Linked DNA regions of Homo sapiens: regions 1 and 3 are each linked to region 2. Evidence: chromatin contacts called from ENCODE Hi-C data. All regions are on one chromosome and are shown on one strand. Each heading gives the region's core, a stretch centred on a gene start or an enhancer-like site at or near the end of the contact. The rest is flanking DNA. Distances are from core to core; before and after follow the strand shown.

Region 1 (3,444 bases), core at 1-2,500, 440 kb after region 2:
GAATCCCAAAATGGGCGCCTGGCCCCGAGACCCTACCAGCTTGTCCCTGGGGGTCTCTCTCCCTGGACCTGTGTGTCCTCCCATGGGCAGAAAGTTGGCCTCAGGCCGCCTTTGTGGGCCTCAGTTTTCCCTTCTGTAACGCATCAGGCTCTCTGGGCCTCAGTTTCCCCTTCTGCAACGCATCGGGCTCTCTGGGCCTCAGTTTCCCCTTCTGCAACGCATCGGGCTCTCTGGGCCTCAGTTTCCCCTTCTGCAACGCATCGGGCTCTCTGGGCCTCAGTTTCCCCTTCTGCAACGCCTCGGGCTCTCTGGGCCTCAGTTTCCCCTTCTGCAACGCATCGGGCTCTCTGGGCCTCAGTTTCCCCTTCTGCAACGCCTCGGGCTCTCTGGGCCTCAGTTTCCCCTTCTGCAACGCCTCGGGCTCTCTGGGCCTCAGTTTCCCCTTCTGCAACGCATCGGGCTCTCTGGGCCTCAGTTTCCCCTTCTGCAACGCATCGGGCTCTCTGGGCCTCAGTTTCCCCTTCTGCAACGCATCGGGCTCTCTGGGCCTCAGTTTCCCCTTCTGCAACGCCTCGGGCTCTCTGGGCCTCAGTTTCCCCTTCTGCAACGCCTCGGGCTCTCTGGGCCTCAGTTTCCCCTTCTGCAACGCATCGGGCTCTCTGGGCCTCAGTTTCCCCTTCTGCAACGCATCGGGCTCTCTGGGCCTCAGTTTCCCCTTCTGCAACGCACCGGGCTCTCTGGGCCTCAGTTTCCTCTTCTGTAACGCATCAGGCCCTGTTTCGGGGATCAAGTCGGATGAGTCAGTGCTCAAGGGCATGCAGGCACTTGACATTTATTAGGCACCTGCTGTGTGCTGAGCGCCGGTGGAGCATGTGGGGAGACCTCAGTGGAGCCGACGGGTGCTTCGGGGGTGATCAGGGCTGGTGGGGAGGAGTCGTCCGGCTGGAAAGGGGTGGCCCATCCCGAGTGGGGACTCATTTCCCCTCCGTGACTGACGGCTCCGGGGCTCCCTGCGGGTCTCCGGCTTTCGAGGACAGGAAGAAGGCAGCCAGGGCAGGGGTGGGGGTCCTCACAGCCAGGGCAGCCCCAGCGCGTTGGCTCCAGGAGCCCGGGTGGGGGCCGACCGTTGGGGTGCCCCTCCCTGTCCTCGGCCTTACCTCCACCCTGGAGGGCACCTTGAACATAACAGGAAATTTCAAATAACAGGAAACCAAGACCAGCAAGGCGGGTGGCTCCACCCTGCGTCGGGCCTCAGTCAGCCCCCGGGGGAGGCCATGAACGCCACGGGGACCCCGGTGGCCCCCGAGTCCTGCCAACAGCTGGCGGCCGGCGGGCACAGCCGGCTCATTGTTCTGCACTACAACCACTCGGGCCGGCTGGCCGGGCGCGGGGGGCCGGAGGATGGCGGCCTGGGGGCCCTGCGGGGGCTGTCGGTGGCCGCCAGCTGCCTGGTGGTGCTGGAGAACTTGCTGGTGCTGGCGGCCATCACCAGCCACATGCGGTCGCGACGCTGGGTCTACTATTGCCTGGTGAACATCACGCTGAGTGACCTGCTCACGGGCGCGGCCTACCTGGCCAACGTGCTGCTGTCGGGGGCCCGCACCTTCCGTCTGGCGCCCGCCCAGTGGTTCCTACGGGAGGGCCTGCTCTTCACCGCCCTGGCCGCCTCCACCTTCAGCCTGCTCTTCACTGCAGGGGAGCGCTTTGCCACCATGGTGCGGCCGGTGGCCGAGAGCGGGGCCACCAAGACCAGCCGCGTCTACGGCTTCATCGGCCTCTGCTGGCTGCTGGCCGCGCTGCTGGGGATGCTGCCTTTGCTGGGCTGGAACTGCCTGTGCGCCTTTGACCGCTGCTCCAGCCTTCTGCCCCTCTACTCCAAGCGCTACATCCTCTTCTGCCTGGTGATCTTCGCCGGCGTCCTGGCCACCATCATGGGCCTCTATGGGGCCATCTTCCGCCTGGTGCAGGCCAGCGGGCAGAAGGCCCCACGCCCAGCGGCCCGCCGCAAGGCCCGCCGCCTGCTGAAGACGGTGCTGATGATCCTGCTGGCCTTCCTGGTGTGCTGGGGCCCACTCTTCGGGCTGCTGCTGGCCGACGTCTTTGGCTCCAACCTCTGGGCCCAGGAGTACCTGCGGGGCATGGACTGGATCCTGGCCCTGGCCGTCCTCAACTCGGCGGTCAACCCCATCATCTACTCCTTCCGCAGCAGGGAGGTGTGCAGAGCCGTGCTCAGCTTCCTCTGCTGCGGGTGTCTCCGGCTGGGCATGCGAGGGCCCGGGGACTGCCTGGCCCGGGCCGTCGAGGCTCACTCCGGAGCTTCCACCACCGACAGCTCTCTGAGGCCAAGGGACAGCTTTCGCGGCTCCCGCTCGCTCAGCTTTCGGATGCGGGAGCCCCTGTCCAGCATCTCCAGCGTGCGGAGCATCTGAAGTTGCAGTCTTGCGTGTGGATGGTGCAGCCACCGGGTGCGTGCCAGGCAGGCCCTCCTGGGGTACAGGAAGCTGTGTGCACGCAGCCTCGCCTGTATGGGGAGCAGGGAACGGGACAGGCCCCCATGGTCTTCCCGGTGGCCTCTCGGGGCTTCTGACGCCAAATGGGCTTCCCATGGTCACCCTGGACAAGGAGGCAACCACCCCACCTCCCCGTAGGAGCAGAGAGCACCCTGGTGTGGGGGCGAGTGGGTTCCCCACAACCCCGCTTCTGTGTGATTCTGGGGAAGTCCCGGCCCCTCTCTGGGCCTCAGTAGGGCTCCCAGGCTGCAAGGGGTGGACTGTGGGATGCATGCCCTGGCAACATTGAAGTTCGATCATGGTACGTGATGTTGCGGCCTCTTATTCCCTGGTGCGTGCATGCGTGGGGGCCGTGGCTCAGGGGGGCTGTGGATCTAGGGGCAGCCGGGTGTGTCTTTGCTAGAGAGGGCCACGGGCCAGTGCCCTGTGAGGGTGGAGTGTGTGTGTGTGTGTGTGTGTGTGTGTGTGTGTGTGGACAACCTCTGGGCGTTGCGGGAAGTGGGGGTGACAATGACAGTTAATGCCGCCTCTTCTTGTTCACTTCCCCTTTAGAAATGGCAGGGCCCATGCCCCATCTCTGGCCTCTGCATCTTTTGGGGACCCACTCTCTGGGGCTGGCAGAGGCACCACCTTGGCTTCCTGGGCTGGGGGAATCTTCCCTCACATCCCCTTCAGCATGAACGGCCTCGGCTTTCCCGGTGGGTAAAACAGTTTAATCACTGAAGCCGAAGCACAGGGTTGATTGTACACGCTCCCCGCCAGCCACAGGGGCTGACAACTGCCTGCCCCGTGAAACTCCAGTGGAGACGTTTCAGCTCCACACCATTCAGTATGGGAGACGCCAGCCCCACGGGGCTACGGTGCAAGCAGATAACTGAATTTCGAAGTGTAGGTTGTGTTTAATTTGAATCTGTTTATATTTCGGTAGCCCCAT
Region 2 (3,478 bases), core at 135-2,634:
GGAGTGGTGGCTCACACCTGTAATCTCAGCACTTTGGGAGGCTGAGGTGGGCAGATCACCTGAGGTCGAGAGTTCGAGACCAGCACCTGAGGTCGAGAGTTCAAGACCAGCCTGGCCAACACAGTGAAACACTGTCTCTACTAAAAATACAAAAATTAGCTGGGTGTGGTAGTGGGCACCTGTAATCCCAGCTACTTGGGAGGCTGAGGCAGGAGAATCACTTGAACCCAGGAGGTGGAGGTTGCAGTGAGCCAAGATCAAGCCATTGCACTCCAGCCTGGGTGACAGAGTAAGACTCTGTCTCAAAAAAAAAAAAAATTAGCTGGGCATGGTGGTACGTGCCTGTAATCCCAGTTACTCGGGAGGCTGAGGCAGGAGAATTGCTTCAACCCAGGAGGTGGAGCTTGCAGTGAGCCGAGATCGCGCCATTGTACTCCAGCCTGGGCTGCAGAGCAAGACTCCGTCTCAAAAAAAAAAAAAAAAAAAAAAAAAGGGCCTCCCTCTCTGCCCCTGGCTGACTCCTGCCCTAAACCATATCCCTGTACCCGCCGGAAGGCCTGCTGCAGAACAGATACTCAAAAACCGCTGGCTGAACACATGGACGAGGGGAAGCGTGTGGCCACTGATAAGGGCCGCATTTTACCTGATGCAATGGGCCAAAGTGAAGTCGGTTTCACCCTGGACCCCAAAATGTCACCGTTCTTAGGAGGAATCTCAGCTCCTCCCCTGTCCTTGAGTTTTCCCCAACTGGGTTTTCTCCCCCACCATCAGCCCCAAGCGCCTCATGGCCCCGCTACCTCACTGCATTCAGGTCTTCGGGTCACTGCTCAGATGTCTCCACTCAGAGCTCTCCCCGCCCCCTTCCCTGGTGTTATTTTCTTTTATTTTGTGCTACAGAGGGAGCTAGGAATTACATTATTTTAAGTCATTTAAAGTCGTCCCTCCCCCCCGGCGGTGAGCTGGGCGGGACCAGGCTGTCTGTCTTGCTCAGGGCCAGCTGCACCCAGCGCAGAGCCACCCAGGCACACAGTAGGCGCCCAATAAAGACCTGTCCGGCATCTGGATACCTCAGTCTGTACAGTGAAGGTGAGGGTGGCCTGCACGCTCTCAAACCGGAGGCTGCTCGGGCCGGGATGAGGAGGGCACGGGCTCATTCATTCAATCAGCACTTATTGAGCGCCTTCTGTGTGCCTCGCGCTACCGGGCACCGGAGACGGGCCTCGGCTAACGTGCGGGTAGAGTCCAACAGACCCCCGGCCGCTCAGCGCCGCCCCGCCCCGCCGCCCCAGGTCCTCTCTCTGCCCGCACCTACCTCCCGGGGGCCCCTCGTCCGCCGACTGGCGCCGCTGCACGCCCAACGGCCGCGCAGTCTCGACCCCACAGACGCGGCCCGGAGAGGCCCCGCTCGGCGCGGCTGGTCCACGCCCCGCCCACGCCCCTGCCCATTGGCCTCCCCGAGACCCGCTGGCAGAACTTTCCATACTATTGGCTGCGAAACCTGCCACTCATATGCGACTCCACCTCTCCTACCGGCACAGGAAAGGGGTTTCCTCCCGCTGAGCGGCGGGCGCAGCCACCAAGCGGCCCCGGCGGGAAACCCGGATTGGCGAGGAACGGTTCCGGCAGGGTTGGGTTTCCAGAGCTGTCCAGGGGCGCCTGGTGCTGAATCCCGCTTGGAAAGAGGCTTGGAGGTGGATGGGAAGGGATTTCCAACGGAGGCGGCTCCTCTCTCAGCGTCCTCGCTGCTGATCCCCTTACCGACGGCTGAAGAAGCAGATTCATCCCTTCAACAAATCTCTGTTGATAGGCAGGAGGAGTAAGTCCAAGAGATCGACTGTACATCATGGTGGCTACAGCTCGTAACAATGCATTGCATACTGCAAAATTGCTAAGAAAGTAGATGTTACATGTTCAAACCATGAAAAAATAAGTATAGGAGGTAACGCGTAAGTTAAAAACCAAATCTTGGCAGGGCGCAGTGGCTCACACTTGTAATCTCAGCACTTTAAGAGACCGAGGCGGGAGGATCGCTTGAGTCCAGGAGTTCAAGGCCAGCCTGGGCAGCATAGTGAGACCCCATCTCTAAAAAAAAAAAAAAGGTTTTTTTTGAGACAGAGTCTCGCTCTTGTCACTCAGGCTGGAGTGCAATGGCGCGATCTTGGCTCACTGCAACTTCCGACTCCCGTGTTCAAGCGATTCTCCTGCCTCAGCCTCCCGAGTAGCTGGGATTATAGGCGTGTGCCACTATGCCGGCTAATTTTTGTGTTTTTAGTAGAGACGGGGTTTCACCATGTTGGCCAGGCTGGTCTTGAACTCCTGACCTCAGGTGATCCTCTTACCTTGGCCTCCCAAAGTGCTGGGATTACAGGCATGAGCCACTGCGCTTGGCCTGATGACTTGATTCTAACAAATAGAAAATGGCAAATGAATGGGATGTCATTCTGCGATTAGGCTATGAGAGATTGTGACTTCTGTTTTGCCAGCAGAGCCTGTCTCTCGCCTTCTCAGCCTACGTGTCTTGACAAAGCAAGCTAAGATGCTGGAGAGATCCAGAGGGAAAGGAACTGAGGGTGTCCTCCAGCCAACAGTCAGCAAGGCAATGAGACCCTCAGCACAAGCGTCCATAAGGAACCAAATGCTACCAACAGCCATGAACGTGATCATGGAAGAGGGTCCTGCCCCAGTTGAGCCTTTGGATGACTGCTTCACTTCAATTGCAGCCTTTGAAACACCCTAAAACAGGGCTGCATGTGGTAGCTCATGCCTATAATCCCAGCACTTTGGAAGGCCGAGGTAGGCAGGTCACTTAAAGTCAGGAGTTTGAGACTAGCCTGGCCAACACGGCAAAACCCCATCTCTACTAAAAATACCAAAATTAGCCAGGCATGGTGGCGGGCACCTGTAGTCCCAGCTACTAAGGAGGCTGAGGCATCAGAATCACTTGGACCCAGGAGGCAGAGGTGACAGCGAGCTGAAATCATTACCATTACACTCCAGCCTGGGCAACAGAGTGAGACCCTGTCTCAAAAGAAAAAAAAAGAAGAAGAAGAAGAAGAAAGAAAGAAAAACAAAGACCCTGAAAACAGAAGACCCATATGAACTGCATCTGAATTCCTCACCCACAGAAACTGAGATAACACATGCTGTTCTAGCCACTTAGTTTTGTGTTTGTTTGCTTGTATTTTGAGACAGGGTCCTGCCCCATCACCCAGGCTGGAGTGCAGTGGTGCAATCACAGCTCACTGCAGCCATGACCTCCTGGGCTCAAGCAGTCCTCCCACCTCAGCCTCCCGAGTAGCTGGGAGCATGTGCCACCATGCCCAGCTAATTTTTTACCTAATGTCACACAGGCCAGTCTTGAACTCCTGGATTCAGGAAACCCTCCCACCTCAGCCTCCCAAAGTGCTGAGATTACAGGCATGAGCCACAATGCCTGCTGGCACTAAGTTTGGGGGAAAATTTGTCATATGGCAGTAGG
Region 3 (3,432 bases), core at 442-2,941, 300 kb after region 2:
CCAACCCAAAAACTGTCTCCTGCAAAAGCCTTCTCCCCCAGCCTCCTGTCTTCTTCGCCTCCTGTCTTCTCCATACGCGCGTACACACACACACACACATACACACACTGGATATAAACTGCTTGGTGTTGGTGGATAAATGGATGTTTAGTCTACGAACACCTCCACATGCTGCAAGAGGCTGGATTCCTAGAGAAGATCCAGCCCTAGGCCTTCCAGGGAGGGGCTCCCAGAGCATCTGGTGGGGACAGAGGTACAGGGACACGTACCCTCCCAGGGTCACATAGGGTCAGTGTCAGCACAGGAGCGAGCTAAGGATGAAGGCAGAGCCGGGCGAGGAACAGGGGCATTGCCCGGTGAGTGAGCTGAGGCTCCCTAGAGCAGGGGATCTTTACCCAGCAGTCTTCAGATCCCTCTAACAGGCACACTGCACCGGGGAGGGTAAATACAGATTTGTGGATTGCCCGAGAAGCCACAAGACCACACACGCACACAGGAACACACCCCATCCCTTAGTGTGTGATCCGCCAGGAAGGAGGAGTTTTTGCTCTGGGCAGCAACATCCCCAACTTTGGGAGCAGCGGGTGGAATTTGGGGAGACTCTGCTGCCAGCAACTGTGTGCATACTGGGGAACCCTTGGCCGCCTGTGACTCCATAACTCCCCAAAATACCACATCCGGCCAGAGCAGGAAGCAGGGAAGCAACCTGCCAGGCGTGTTCCAACGTGGGTAGAGTCCCCAGCGACTTCATTTGCCACGCGGGACTTCACGGACCCCCTCTTTGCGCCTCAGTTTCCCCAGCTGCACCATCAGGGAAGAAGCTGCCAGAGGGGAAAAGGAGCTCAGCCGCCGATCTCCCCCTTCCCATTACAGAGAGGCTCAGCCCCTGGTTCCTGGCTAGGGTTTTACGTTGTGGATGTGGGTTTACGGAAAAAAAAAAAAGGGAAAAAGCTGAGAAGCTGCGCTGGGACCCCGGATTGCTCAGACCACCTTAAATCAGCCTGGCCGCCCCAGCTACTGTGGAAATTCCTTTCTCCGCGGTGGTTGGCTGGGGGCGCCAGCCAATCCGCTCGCGACGCTCCCACATGGGTCAGTGACGTCACATAGGAAACTGGCCAATGGGGATTAGGAGACCAGCAACCAATGGCAGGAGGCACTGGGATCAGTAGGGCCAATCGGAAGGCAGCTCGGCGCTCCCGGCGGGGTTTGGCGAGTGTGGCCCCCCTCCCTAGGAGAATCTGAGACCCTAGTGGACGCCCGAGCTCGACCGGATTGGAGGAGGGGGGGCTAAGGCTCCATTATTATCCAGAAACAGGGGAAAGCGAGTCACCCCCAAGCCTGGCCTATCTCCCCTTCAAAACAAGGGACCCTCGTGCAATATGCTACCAGCTAGCTGGCGGAGCAGAGGTTGCATCTTTCTCCCTATTTCACAGATAGGTAAACTGAAGCAAAGAGTAGTTAAGTCACGCTGGACGCCCGGCGAAGAGCTGAAGCTCTTACCCGAGCCTGGGGGCTCCAGGAACGGTCTCAGTTTTACCCCCAGGTGGGGGGGATGGGCCTATAGGTAGTCAGGGGTGGAGGGGGGTGGTGCTGGGCCTTGTGCCTCAGTTTCCCCGAGCGTGGAAGCTGGAGGAGAGCACGGGTTTTCAGAAAAAGACTACGATTCCCAGAAGCTCCCGCGCGGCTCCCGCCCAGGCTGTCAATCAAAGTAACGTGGGTACCTCTCCGGCCCGCGCTCTCCCGCCCGTCGCCTCCCTCCCGCCAGCTCCCGCTCCCTCCCTGCCGGCTCCCGGCCCGGCGCGGTATAATTACAGCCCATTGATCCGACCCGGGCCGGGAAAGCGGCTCCCTCGGGGAGGCCAAGCCTTTGGCTTCCGACACCGCCAACCTCTGCCTACCGCCCCCTCCAGCCGAACTGCCGGGCCACCAGCCAGGCCTGTCCCCTCCCGCTGGCCCCGGGCTCGCGGGTGACCTCTGAGCCTCAGCTCCCCGCCACGCTTGGCGGTGTGCCCCCCGGAAAAATCACACACACATTTCCTTCCACCCAGGAACATGAGGAGCCATCTCCCTAGAACCTCCAGGGCCTCTCTTTGAGCCTCAGTTTACCCAGATGCACAGTGAGATTGCTGGACAAAACTTTCATGAAACCCATACTCCGTGCTGTTCTGCCTGGGAGCAGCCAGGGCTGACCTTGGTGGAAACTCAAGGAGGGGCTCCCAAGTTTGGGAGGAGGGGGAGACAGCCCAGCTCTCTCAGAACCCCTGTGGTCGGGGTTGGGGTTAGGGAGGATCAGAGCTGGGGGTGGGAGTGGGGGCAGGCTCAGCCAGGATTTAGCGCCCCCATTGGGAAGTTGGGATAGCTTTCTAGATGTTGGGTGGTAGTATTTAATAGATGTTGGGGCAGGGCGTGGTGGCTCACGCCCGTAATCCCAGCACTTCAGGAGGCCGAGGCAGGCGGATCACCTGAGGCCAGGAGTTCGAGACCAGCCTGGCCAACATAGTGAAACCCGGTCTTTACTAAAAATACAAAAATTAGCCGGACATGGTGGCACGCTCCTGTAGTCCCAGCTACTCAGGAGACTGAGGCAGGAGAATTGCTTGAACCTGGGATGCAGAGGTTGCAGTGAGCCGAGTTCGCGCCACTGCACTCTAGCCTGGACAACAGAGTGAGACTCTGTCTCAAAAACAAAAACAAAAACAAAACAAAACAAAAAGATGTTGGGTTTCGGTATTTAAGCTAGGGTTTTGCAGAATGCATAGGAGTTGCCTCATTTGAGCAGTGCCTTTAGATTACCCTAACCCTAAGTGGACAGAAGAAAGATGGGGCAGCCTTAAGCCCTTTCCTGTGACAGAGTGAGCCTTGGGCTCTGACCCCTAGCTTTGCTGTGTGGATCTGGGAACATCCCCCAGCTGTGAAGTGTCGGGGAGGTAGATACCCCCTAGGGTTAGAAGGCCCCTGTGCCTACTTTCGCATGGGTCCTGAAGTCACAGTGGGTTCTGACCAGCAGGAGTCAGGGCCTGGGAGCCCGTGGTAGGAGGCACTAGGATTGGCTGAGGGGCTCAGGAACTCCAGCCTCTCCCTGAGTAAGAACTGGGCGGCTGGGGGAGAAGTCCCAGAGTGACAACGGCTCAGTGCCAGGCACGTTTACTCTGCTTGGGTTTCCTTGTCTGGAACACAAGATTAATAATAGAATCTTCAAATAAGGCCTATAAAGTACTTACAATAATGCATAGTAGGCCGGGTGCAGTGGCTCACACCTGTGATCCCAGCACTTAGTTGGGCCAAGATGGGTGGATCACCTGAGGTCAGGAGTTCGACACCAGCCTGGTCAACGTGGGGAAACCCCATCTATACTAAAAATAGAAAAATTAGTCGAGCAAGGTGGCACACGCCTGTAATCCCAGCTACTCAGGAGGCTGAGGCAGGAGAATC

What was found. A loop is a pair of places that touch in the nucleus more often than their neighbours do. Pooled maps may share reads with other maps.
Region 1: a loop to region 2 is called in a pooled map, with 6 times the contacts of the local background. The contact joins the promoter of S1PR4 here to the promoter of SLC39A3 in region 2. A Hi-C loop is called at or near these places in 10 of 50 pooled maps.
Region 3: a pooled map shows a loop between it and region 2 (6-fold over the local background). The contact joins the enhancer-like site here to the promoter of SLC39A3 in region 2. A Hi-C loop is called at or near these places in 4 of 50 pooled maps.

The regions. Positions count from the first base shown.
Region 1 is chr19:3,177,519-3,180,962 of GRCh38, forward strand. It overlaps S1PR4 (sphingosine-1-phosphate receptor 4), which reads left to right and starts at 1,251. Exons shown (of 1, transcript NM_003775.4): 1 at 1,251-2,814. The coding sequence starts at 1,275. The coding sequence ends at 2,429. RefSeq lists enhancers at 1-115, 1,699-2,348, 2,389-2,568, 2,609-2,838 and a silencer at 919-1,468.
Region 2 is chr19:2,738,633-2,742,110 of GRCh38, forward strand. SLC39A3 (solute carrier family 39 member 3) reads right to left here and starts at 1,385. Exons shown (of 3, transcript NM_144564.5): 1 at 1,313-1,385. RefSeq lists silencers at 481-748, 1,157-1,556 and enhancers at 867-916, 1,617-1,666.
Region 3 is chr19:3,034,605-3,038,036 of GRCh38, forward strand. It overlaps a transcript of TLE2 not described here. Among named protein-coding and RNA genes, the nearest start is that of TLE2, 7.0 kb to the left of the region's middle. RefSeq lists an enhancer at 667-866 and silencers at 1,007-1,176, 1,837-1,896. Within about 2 kb of position 1,692, at least 38 of the 41 ENCODE cell types and tissues checked have a DNase peak (open chromatin) inside an H3K27ac peak, as active enhancers do.